2 separate regions of the Homo sapiens genome follow, and region 2 is linked to region 1. A link is a contact called in ENCODE Hi-C data. All regions are on one chromosome and are shown on one strand. The core of a region is the stretch at or near the end of the contact, and the rest is flanking DNA. Distances in the headings are between cores, read along the strand shown. Region 1 has its middle 420 kb from the start of SEMA6D. Region 2 has its middle 300 kb from the start of SEMA6D.

What was found. A loop is a pair of places that touch in the nucleus more often than their neighbours do. Pooled maps may share reads with other maps.
Region 2: a loop to region 1 is called in a map of PC-3, with 4 times the contacts of the local background. The contact joins two enhancer-like sites. A Hi-C loop is called at or near these places in 4 of 168 maps with a recorded cell type or tissue (A673, IMR-90, MCF 10A and 1 more) and 2 of 50 pooled maps.

Annotation. Positions count from the first base shown.
Region 1 is chr15:47,291,015-47,296,543 of GRCh38, forward strand. It overlaps a transcript of SEMA6D not described here. Among named protein-coding and RNA genes, the nearest start is that of SEMA6D, 420 kb to the right of the region's middle. Within about 2 kb of position 2,962, at least 2 of the 41 ENCODE cell types and tissues checked have a DNase peak (open chromatin) inside an H3K27ac peak, as active enhancers do; they include A673, where a contact is called at or near this core.
Region 2 is chr15:47,418,993-47,424,521 of GRCh38, forward strand. It overlaps a transcript of SEMA6D not described here. Among named protein-coding and RNA genes, the nearest start is that of SEMA6D, 300 kb to the right of the region's middle. Within about 2 kb of position 3,439, at least 2 of the 41 ENCODE cell types and tissues checked have a DNase peak (open chromatin) inside an H3K27ac peak, as active enhancers do; they include A673, where a contact is called at or near this core.

The sequences.
Region 1 (5,529 bases), core at 1,712-4,211:
TCAGTGATGTATAGCTAGGCTATTCCATTACGTTTCAGGTCTTCATTCAGAGTAATAGAAGAAATATCCACAGCATAATATTCCTCATATCCAACTTGGATACTTAATGGCAGGCAAATTAATGGAGAAAAAAAGCCCGAAGTCTAAGATGGAAACTGTTGGAAGGGCTATGAAAATTTGAATGATCCTATTTGGAGTTCCTCAGTGCTATAAGGGCAAAAAGGTCTCCTTTTCAATATAAGATTACTAAACATGAATTGCCTTTGTGTTCACATGTTGTAACTGGAGAAGAAACTTGGCTGATGCCTGAGGTTGTAAGTCTGTTATCTGAATTTCTCTACCTCCCTCCCTCACGTTCAGAAAACTGTCTCAGGAAAATGGGGACCTGAGGATGCAGCCCTAGAACTCCAGCACTGGACTCTCACCTGCAGATGGCATCTAGGATCTGACTGAAAATGATGACTGGAGCCTTTAGGAAGCCCATGTTGTTGTGTGTCTTTTACTCTCTTCCCTTCCTAACCAGCTGCCTTGATTTGAAGCATTTGTCTCAGTTTTCTATGGGAATTCTAGGGAATGGGACCATGTCCTTTTAAACTGGTACCAACTTCACTCCCAGATATTTCTCTACTCTGCCCTACATATGCCACTGTGTTGTCCCACTATTATCTATAATGCTTTGATTTTTCTCTCTGAACCTCCTTCTAGCACTCATATCTTCAACATTATTACAGAAAGTTATTTTTATCATCATAATGTTTTGATAATACCATAACACTGTGATAGACCTTTTGTTGTGTTTGGTTATGTCTATCTAATCTATATCTGTCTTTAGCTGTTCTTTATTTCTCTGTCTCTGTCTCTCTCTCTCAAGTCAGAGTGTACAACAGTAAGCAAAGTTTGGCCTCTGTTCTCGCGTGAAATCAAGTTAACATGCTCCACCTGTTGATATGTTTGTAAGAGAAATCTCATGTATATGCACATATGCAGAATTTCTGCTCTTTGCTTCTCAGGAAATCTCTTTTCTCCAATGTAGGAAGAACACATTAAAATGAATAAGTCATGTTATTTTTAGAAAACAGAAAAGCAAATAAATGTGTGAATAGAATATGCACTGTTTCTGTGCTTGAAACATTGAACATTGAATATTGATTGAAAGGCCACCATGAACTTTGAAAGACCACTGTGTTCAGAGAACTGTGATAGAAACTAAAAGAGTATAAAAAGATGTGATACTTTCATTTTTGAGAGGTTTACAGTGGGATGCAGAAAAAAAGAAACCTGTAAATGTGAATGGCAGTGTGTTTGGTTAGTACCTACTGGCTATATAAAATTGCTTTTGGATGTGTTTCATGATTCCTTATAAAACGAAGACTTAATAAGTTTACTTGGCAGCTGATGGGCAAAGTTTTAAAAAAAATCAAATGAGTTTTTTGTTTTCCTTTAAGCAGTTCCTGGCAATGCTTTCTTTTTTTTTATTTCAAACAGATGAGTTTTTAAAACAATGATTGCATTTAGAACCTTCAAGAAAGCTTGTTAACCATGGATTTGATGAGCCGGGTCCTGAGATCTGAACTGGGAGCTAGCTTGGTGCACACATGGCAGGGCCAAGGAGGTCTTGGATTTCCATGTAAGGGATACACAGACAAATAAACGTGATAAGGGCAAACGTTAGCCTTGCACCCTTTGAGTAGCAAATCACAGCGTATATTGTGTAGTCCATGAAGACTGGTGTCATCCATCCCAGGGCCTGGGTACTGTGTACAGGGTGAGCAATGACTTAGATGGAGAAAATATTTATCATTTGTTTTGATCACTTTTTCATTGCAACCACATTTCCTAAGGAAATGGGTATACCAGTTCAAATATTTGCTCTTCATTTCATGCTGCTTGGCAGTCTTTGCATCCTTTGCTCTCTGACTTGTTCGCCTGGCTGTGCAGTCTGTTTCCCAAGAGTGCTCTTGATGAGATATTTTGTTTTTATCAGGAAATTGATTTCTTGCATCTTTTTCTGAGATTACTGAATCCAATATTGGAGTAGAATGACTCAATTCTTGGAAAAATGTCTAATTTGGGACTCTGGTGGTTGATTTTTATTTTCCAGAGGTTCAAAGCCGAATTTGAGCATGTTGGTGGGAGAGGCAGAGGAGATGCCTTGCGGCCCACCTGGTTCTTCCTTGCATGAAGCTCTCATCCTCCTCCAGCAGTGTGCCTCATCACACTGGGCTCTGGGTGTATCTTGCTTCCACTGGAGAGAGCATCCTGCTCCAGTGTAGCTTTTCACTGTTTCCCTAGTTCTAAATCTTGACTGAGGTTTCTTGGTCTTATTCTTTAATTCCTTAAGCATCCTGGCAGTTCCTTACTGGGCTGTCTGCCTTTACAATTGTGCGTTGTTGCATTTTTGGTGAGATTAGCCTAAATTCACCACTCTTCCTTGGTGTCGAGAGGTGGCTTAGTGCCCTAAGCTTTGGGTTAATAAAGGCTGGACTCTTGAGTCCAGGACTAGCACAGCTGTCTGTACTCTGTGTCTTCCCATAAGAGATGCACCAAGCAGTTTTATTATGTGTAAGGGCCTTTGCCATGATACTTTTGAGAAGGGCGATGTGTATATTTATATTTCACCTTGATGTTTTATTCATGACTGATACTTGTTTAGTCTATGATGGCAGTAGGGAGTAGGAAAGCAGTCTGTGTGTCTGAGTCTGGTTCATTTAGGTCTTAAACTCAGAACTGGTTTAATGCAGCACGTGTATGTAGTTATTATAAACAATGATGGCAGGAATGCACAATTTTCTGCAATTAAAATGCCCAGTATATTCAATTCACTGGATTTTACCCTGTGACCACTGTGCTGTTTCTCTCTATGTGAAGAAATATACTCAATTAAGTGTTGCATAATGTGAGCTTTGTCAGTCCAAAAAATTTTTTCAAGTTGCTTGTGGTGTCATTGGTATTTATTCTGCAACGTCAGCAGTGCTTGCCGGCCAAATGCAGAGTGCAGGCTGTGGTTGAAGCAACTTTTTTTTGTTGTTGTTCACATTCCAACATTCTTAAGAACTGCCTGAAAAGAAATGTTGGAACTGCTTTCTAAAAGTACTTTTCAGAGCCGTGCACTATTGGAGAAGTTAAGAACCTTACAGTTCCGAAGGAAAAACAAAAAAAAAGACTGTGGGAATCTCTTTTATTCCTACTTTGTGACAATGCTAGTTTATTTAAATCTCTCTCTCTCTTTTTTTTTTCTTGGAGTCTTTCTCTGTCGCCCAGTGCAGTGGTGCAATCTCAGCTCACTGCAACCTCTACCTCCCAGGTTCAAGCGATTCTCCTGCCTCAGTTTCCCAGGTAGCTGGGATTACAGGTGCGTGCCACCATGCCCGGCTAATTTTTGTATTTTTAGCAGAGACAGGATTTCAACATGTTGGCCAGGCTGATCTCAAATTCCTGACCTTGTGCTTTGCCCACCTTGGCCTCCCAAAGTATTGGGATTACAGGTCTGAGCCACGGTGCCCAGCCTTTAATCTCTTTCTCAAACCTAAGAAATAAAATTTAAAATGTTACAAAAAGCGTTTCCGTGTTCTCATTTTCTGACTTCCTCCTGAGGTAGGAAAAGAATAACTCTTGTAAATAATGAAATGATTCTGTCTTGCACAGAACACAAAACAAAACATTCCAGTGCACTCTTGATAGCATGCCTCTGGGTCCCTTCCTGCAGGATTCTCCTTCTGTACTTTGCAGAGACCTTCATTTTTCCCCTACCTATAATTGAAAGGCTACCTATAAGGTGAAATGTATACGTTGTTTAAATGTTTATTCTTTTCAGCTATTGGCCAACAATTGACAAAGATGGAGATGAGAAGCAACAATCTTAATATTTGAAAGTGTTCATTCTCTTTTTCTCTGCTCAGTCTGGAACAAAATCTGAAGCATTTAGTTCTCTTGTGCAATATTTCCTTTGTCCTAGCTGCCTCTGAAAGGAATCATTAATACCCTTTTAGCCTTAGCTTAGCCCTAGGCTTTAACAGAGTAGGGAGAGCCAAGAGAAGCAGAAAGACAATAGGCCGGCAAGAGGGGGCATCAGGTTTGAAGTCCCCGTTGCTCACTTTTCACTAGCTGAAAGGCCTGTGTTTATTATCTGCAGCACATTTGTCAGCTGTAAAACAAAGGTAAATACACATACTTATGTATCTTATATGGAAGATATTTGTTTATATTTTTTAGTCTTTGTTGTATCTTTGCAGGTTTAAGAGCATCAAGTGAGCTCATGTATTAGAAGTTATTTTTGAAAATTACAGATTAGATAAACATAAGTTATTAATCTTATTTTTCCAACTTCAGCGGGAGCCAGGATTCCACAGTTTGAAAAATGGAGACACTCTCCTTCAACTCTTCTTTTCCTCTCTCTAAATTAACAGTGGGTTAGCATGAGAAGTTTGGTCCTTTTCAAGGCCTAATTTTACTGTGAGTTTATAGGACCAAACTTCTGAAAGAACTGTGAGTAGATCTTTAGATTACTCTCCTAAAGAGATAGCAAGACCTATCCAGAGAAATAACCACTGTGTGTGAAGGAGGAAAGAAAGCCCCTATGGCAGGGAAGTGGAGATCTTTAAAGCAATGATTTGGGAATTGTATTTAAAAAGAAAGATACAGAATGTTCTCTTATGGTAATGTGAAAACTTCAATGTTAGAATTAAGCACAGAGTTAAAATGAGATACAAACATAATCAGAGTTACGTTTAAAATTTGCTTTGACATATAGTTGGCCCCACAGTTAAAAGCCATTTAGTTGGGAGCCAAACCAAATGCCAGAAGAGCTTGTTTCTCCTGAATTTAGCTAAGAGATTTTTCTTAGCCTTTCAAACTCACCTGTCACAAGTAGGTTCCATTTTTAGCTCCACCTCTGAAACATTCTGTGATTCAGGTGCCCAGTGCTGCCTCCATGACTAGCCTATTGCTCTTCTGCCAGCTCCCAGAGCCAGAAATTTGGTGGTGCTTTTTCTTGGGTACATTCACAGAATCTCCCTTGGCCTCAAAGGGCCCAAGTGTCAGTTTTCTGATGTAATCAGAATATAAGTCATGTATCAAGTTTCTAGTTTAGTTAAAGACTTGCATTTCAAATTGAGCTCCTTTCCTCTACCTTCCAACCCAACCCCATTTTCTTTACCTGGTTGTTTATGTGTAGGAATACTTGCTATCCAATGTAGGAGGTCACAACAGCTACAGACAGGAATAATCTGATGATGGGTTTTGGAGAGATGAATGGAGAATGGTGAATGTGTGGATATAGTAATAGGCCTAACTTCATCACAGCATGCCTGCTTTTAGAAATAGCAGTTGCCACCATCTTGCCCCCTTTGCAATAGATATTTGCTTTATGACATTATGAAAAATCAATACAACATAAGTGTGGCATGCTGAAAATTAAACAGTCACAAAAACCCATGGCTGTGTGTGCAACTGAGCCTGTCCAGATAACCAGCTGACATTTATACATTTTCTTATTCATTGAAGCCTGTGTAGGTGAAACAGAAAATAAAG
Region 2 (5,529 bases), core at 2,189-4,688, 130 kb after region 1:
AGATAAAAAGGAGCTGGGAAAATATTACAATGATCCTCTATGGAATTTAAGCTGGAAAGGAGAGAAGAGGGAAGAGAGGATTTCATGAGAGAGCTATGTCTCAGAGACACAGAGAGTGAATTTCAGGTCCTTGTGGGATTTTAGAATTGTAGGAGTTAGGGTGTTAGAAGGAGTGATCAGGAAAAATAAGAGATCATGATCATAGAAGAGAATATTTAAAATTGAGATTTTTGCAAGGAGTGCAGTTATTGATCACCACAAAGTCAAGTGTTTGACTGTGGAAGTGAGTGGCTCAAGAAGGATGGCTGATGAAATCTCTAAAAGCAAAGTAGTCCAGAAACTGAGAAACAGGATATTGGAAGGATCATGCCATTGGATATGAAAATGGCCAAAAATTAAATAAGGATAGTATTAGAGAAAGTGATAATGAGCCATATGCTAAAATCTCCAATGAATGGAGGGAGAATGAACTGGAGGATGGTGGAGGAAGCACCAACAAGAGAAGGGGAGTATAGCCTGATGCCATGAAAGAGAAAGCTGGAGTTTTATTGAGGAAGAAGGACAAAAGGCCTGGACACAGTAATGAAGAACATGGAGGACACCTACTATACTTTTATGCTCCTTGGTAAGAGGGATCTAGGAGAGTAAAAGCTATCTCTTGAAAGGGCTTTAGTGGAATGGGCGTTATCTGGAAAGTCAGATTTCAACTAGTGCAAAAAGGTGAAAGAGAAGTTTCCATAGGAAGTAGAGAATAAACAGATTTACTGATGATTGACCTCAAGTCCCAGAGGATTCAGTGAAAGACTTTCAGGAAGTATGAGGCCAAGATCAGAACAAGTAGTGAACAAAGCCACATGAGGATTAGAGAAGAGGAGATAAAAGATGACCTGGAAGTGCTGGGCTGATGTGGTGACTGATCTGCCATGGTGCAATAATAGCTGGTCTGCTGGTCCAGGGCAGGTGGTGGTGGTGAGGCTATGAGCATTGAGAGGGAAGAGAGTTATATGCAAGTTTTGGGGGTGAGACGGACCTTTCCAAGAACATGAAGAGCTGTCAGGTGGTGATTGACTGTTGCTGAGGAGACTGTTATCCTTCAGAAGGGTGATGTGCTCAGAACACACAGATACCCTCTTAAGTTGAGCCAAACAGTGGCCTTCAGCTTGGTGGTCTTACACTGAATGGGCTGGTTCCCTCTGAGTTCATCATTACAGAGCCCAATAGCTCAATTTTAATCAGAGGATACCTTTGCCTTCCTTCAACAGTAGAACATTGTATTATTGGGCTTGTCATATACAGACTAACTGTGAAACTGATTTTCGTCATTTAAAGCATTCTTTTGTGATCTTTGCTGTTTCTCCCCTCAACCTATTTATAAACCTTTCTTCCCCCTCCCCTAATTTTCTCTCCTAACCTATTCTACTCCTTGATGCTGTGAATGAATGAATAAATGTATGTCCATTGCCTCCAATGTCTCTGGAAATACTGCCTTCTCCCCCTCTGTGCATGCTAGTTGCCCCATAGTTTTGCCCATCTTCTATTTTGTGCATTCTGAGCTGTGTGAAGGTATGTGCATTGCAAGTCCTAGTGGCCCTCTCCATTGTTTGTCCTGATATTCTGCCTTTGCTGAACAGATGTGAGAACTGTTGTTGAGTCATAAGTGACTGTTAACTTTTCCTCTTTTTATCTAAAACAATTCTAAAACCAACATCTTTTTGGGAAGGATGATAATATTCATATAGTTTTTGGAGGCACTACCTATGATCAGTCATTCTATGGGACTATAATAAAATGCAAGTTGTAATGAAATCTAAGGCCTCAGGCCCACTGTCTCCAAAAAGTAATTTTCTGTTTGTGACCTTAGGGGCAGCTATTCAGTTCTCTAGAACAAAAAAATGTACATATGAAGTAGATAAGAATAGAATTACGATCACAATTAGTGACATAGACCATCAGTACCATTGGGGTTATCATGAAGCATAAAATTGCTATTTCTCTTCTTATCTTACAATGTAGAGATATTGCAAGGATTTTAAAGTCTAATATGTTTGGACTTTTTATTGAAAGTAGATGATACGAGTCAGTGAAGAACACATGATTTAGGTAAATGAACTTTTCTTAACAGTTAAAATTATTCACTTTTCATCCTCACCTGTACCATTGGTTATTTCTTTATTGACATTCCAAGACAAGATTCAGTCCCCTTGTTATACTCCTCATTCTCCCTTAGGTTCTCAATCTCAGGTTCTCACCACCTGCAGTTTCTGAGGCAGTGCCATATAGAGTAAGAGCATTGGATATGACAAGAAAGGACTGGGACTGGTGTCTGGCTTTGCTACTTACCAGCTATACAATGCTGAAGACATCAGTGAAGTGCTATTATCCTCTATTTTCTTATCACAGGGTTGCTATGTTTAACTACCCTCATGTATTTGAAAGTGCTCAGCACTTATGAAGAGTAGTTCCTAAATAAATATGCACTAATAATTTATGTTTATCATCTACTCCTTGGTTTTGGCTTCAGGTGATAGATTAATTTTAATGCTTTGTTTTTGATGCTTCCTGTTTCTCTGGCATCTGCAACTGTTCATTCCAGTTTTCTGCTTAAGGATTTTTTTGCCTTTACTTTCCACTTGACTGATGAGTGTGTACCATATGAGATTAGATTTGTGGTTGGGATGGGGAGGTATTAGGAGACTCTCTTTTAGATAAGGGGGGATCAGAAGTAAAGGTGCCAATGACATGTATGACAAAAACTAAATATTTATGAGGTTGAAGGGAAAGATGAGATGATGGGAACCTGAGTGTCAGTTGATGGTAAGAAGTTATCATAAAGTTAACCTCTAGCAATGTCCATAGTGTGTAGGACTACAAACAGTAAAATAACATTTGACTGTCTTTTCTAGAATCTATAAATAATCAATTTAATAAAATAAAATTCTATTGTCTCCACGTAATTATAGATATGTAACTTCATAGTGTGTAATTTTGATTTCTTCACACATCTTCCTTAGCACACAGAGCACAGAATGTTTAAGAACTAGGAAGACCGAAACTATTCAGCAAGAACTAAGAACCACAATGTTAAGGGGGTCCATTGTTTATTTTTTTTTCTTTAGAGGATGAAAACCAAAGGTCAGGTGATTTAATTTAAAATTAACACTCTTATTTTTTGCCCGCCCGCCTGCCTGCCTTCCTTCCTTCCTTCCTTCCTTCCTTCCTTCCTTCCTTCCTTCCTTCCTTCCATTTTCTTATAACTGCATATTGTTGGAGTCTTTAGTCAGGTATCATTGAATTAAAAACCAAACCTAGTAATCATCATCTTTAAGTGATGAAGTATGTACAATGAAACTCCAAACAGTAGAGACAGTTAAAACAGATAAGTTTCCAAGCTCAGTTTCTTGATTGATACTACCTTTTCAAAACAGTTGGGTATTCCATGTCATTTAAATGGCAAAAAGAAAAAGAGAATATATTCTGCCTGACTGTGTCTCTTTGGTCATCTTTTCACACTCCATTAGAGGCTTTATCCAACTTTTGTATTCAGACTTCATTGTATTTTTCTGGTGCTAGAAGAAACTTCAATGAGGACATGATGAATGTCCATATTAAATTAGATTCCCCTCCCCTTTCAATTAAGTTCATTTAAATTTAATTTTGTAATCTTACTTCAGTAAACCATTTGACTCCAGATGTTGGATGTACTTTTTCTTATTTCTGCTTCCACATAATCATACCTGTAAAAGATTTATCACTGCAAGAGGCATTTTGGAACCTTTCAGAGCATTTTTGGCATATGTTTCACGGATGACTGGTTAACATGAGCAATTAACATCCTAAAATGTTCTTATGCTCTCCAGAATATTTTTAATGGGATGTTATTTTTATTAGCCTGAACTTTAAACAAATAATCATCTTAAAGGAAACATTATCATCAAAACAACTCAGTTGCAACAGAAACCCAACCCTAAAGGAAATTGGTAAGAGTGAGGAGAAAAAAAGACCTTTGGGCTAAAACAACCTTTAACAAAGATATATAACTGAAAGGCAAGGCTTGGCCTTTTGCTAAAATAAGAGTTATAAGCAGAGTTCCTGTTTCTTCCGAATGACTCTGAGTCACTTCTCTGTGTGCTGTAATGCATATATTATAAAGTGATGGGCCACACCTCTTATGCTTAGGGAACATTTAACTCTGGCTTTTGGTGATAGAACATTCAGATCAATCAGAACAACCCAAGCACTACCTGCTTTGCACACCAAAAATAGAGACTCACACAAGTGTATTTGAGAAACTATAGCTGCCTTGGAGCCTAGAATTCAGACTTACTCCATTGATAAATGATCTTCACCATCAGCCCCTATCAGGCATTCTTAGCCACATAAAAGATTGCTAGTAAATAGCCTTTCTTGTTCTTAGAATTATTTGAATGCTTACAGTTGTTCTGAATCTGCCTTCTTGCTTTCTTAAGTCAAAGCTTATTTAATAACATACTTGATAGCCCTCCTGGGACCTTGTCTAATGAAACTCCTAGTTCTCATCAAAGAAACATAGACTACAATTCAACCTTTAGATGACATACTAAAGAAAAACAGCAACTACAAATACATAGGATAAAGAAATCATTTTTTTTTTCCTCAAGTGAAAAATTGTACTTCATGTTTTGGATATACAATAATGTGTCTTGATGTACATGAAATATTCACCACTACAGTAAACAAGTTAGAGTATGGATTTTTCCTCATACTTAAGGGACCCAGTAAGCAAGCTCTAATTTTATTCTTTTACAGTCTTGTTTTGCAGGGACAGGTATGTGTCTGTGCCTTGGTGGTGGGGTTTGTCTAAAACCCACCAGAGTTTAGCATTTACTGTTTCCAAGTGCTTTTCTTGCTCAAAGTACTAAATAATACTAAAATCATTTAAAGATGACAGTTACCATTGCAACCAGGCATAATTTGTTTGTCCATAATTGACAGACAAAGAACTCACGTTTTCTGCTTATATCTAATATAACAAAAGCTCAGAGAATGATTCTGTGAGTCATGGAATTTTGCAACTTTATTAAATTTTAAATAGGAAATCAGTGAAGGCCTAGAGATGAAAAATATCTGAAGCAGCAAATGGCATGTATAGAATTAATAAATTGTCATGCTACTCAGTGTATTTGTTTAGAGAGTAGCTATGCTAACTAGGAAAGTGCACTCGAAACATCCTCTGATTAGAAGACTACCTAGTGACTATTTGCCAATACCTCTAATTCCTGCTGGTAATCGAAAATAGATGTCTAACATGGAAATTTAAAGAGAAGGATTGAGAATATATACAGAGCCGTAAGATATTGCATACATTTCATGAAATAAGAAAAAAAAAAGAAAATTAGTTTTGAAAAGAAAAAATTAATTGTGCTTTCAATTGCTTCTATAGATCAGTTATGATGAAATAAAACAGATTTTAATGAAATAAACATTTTGTCTACCATAAGTGTCAGTCAAATTAGAGCCTATCGGTTTGTAATAACTTGGAAAGTAAGTTCA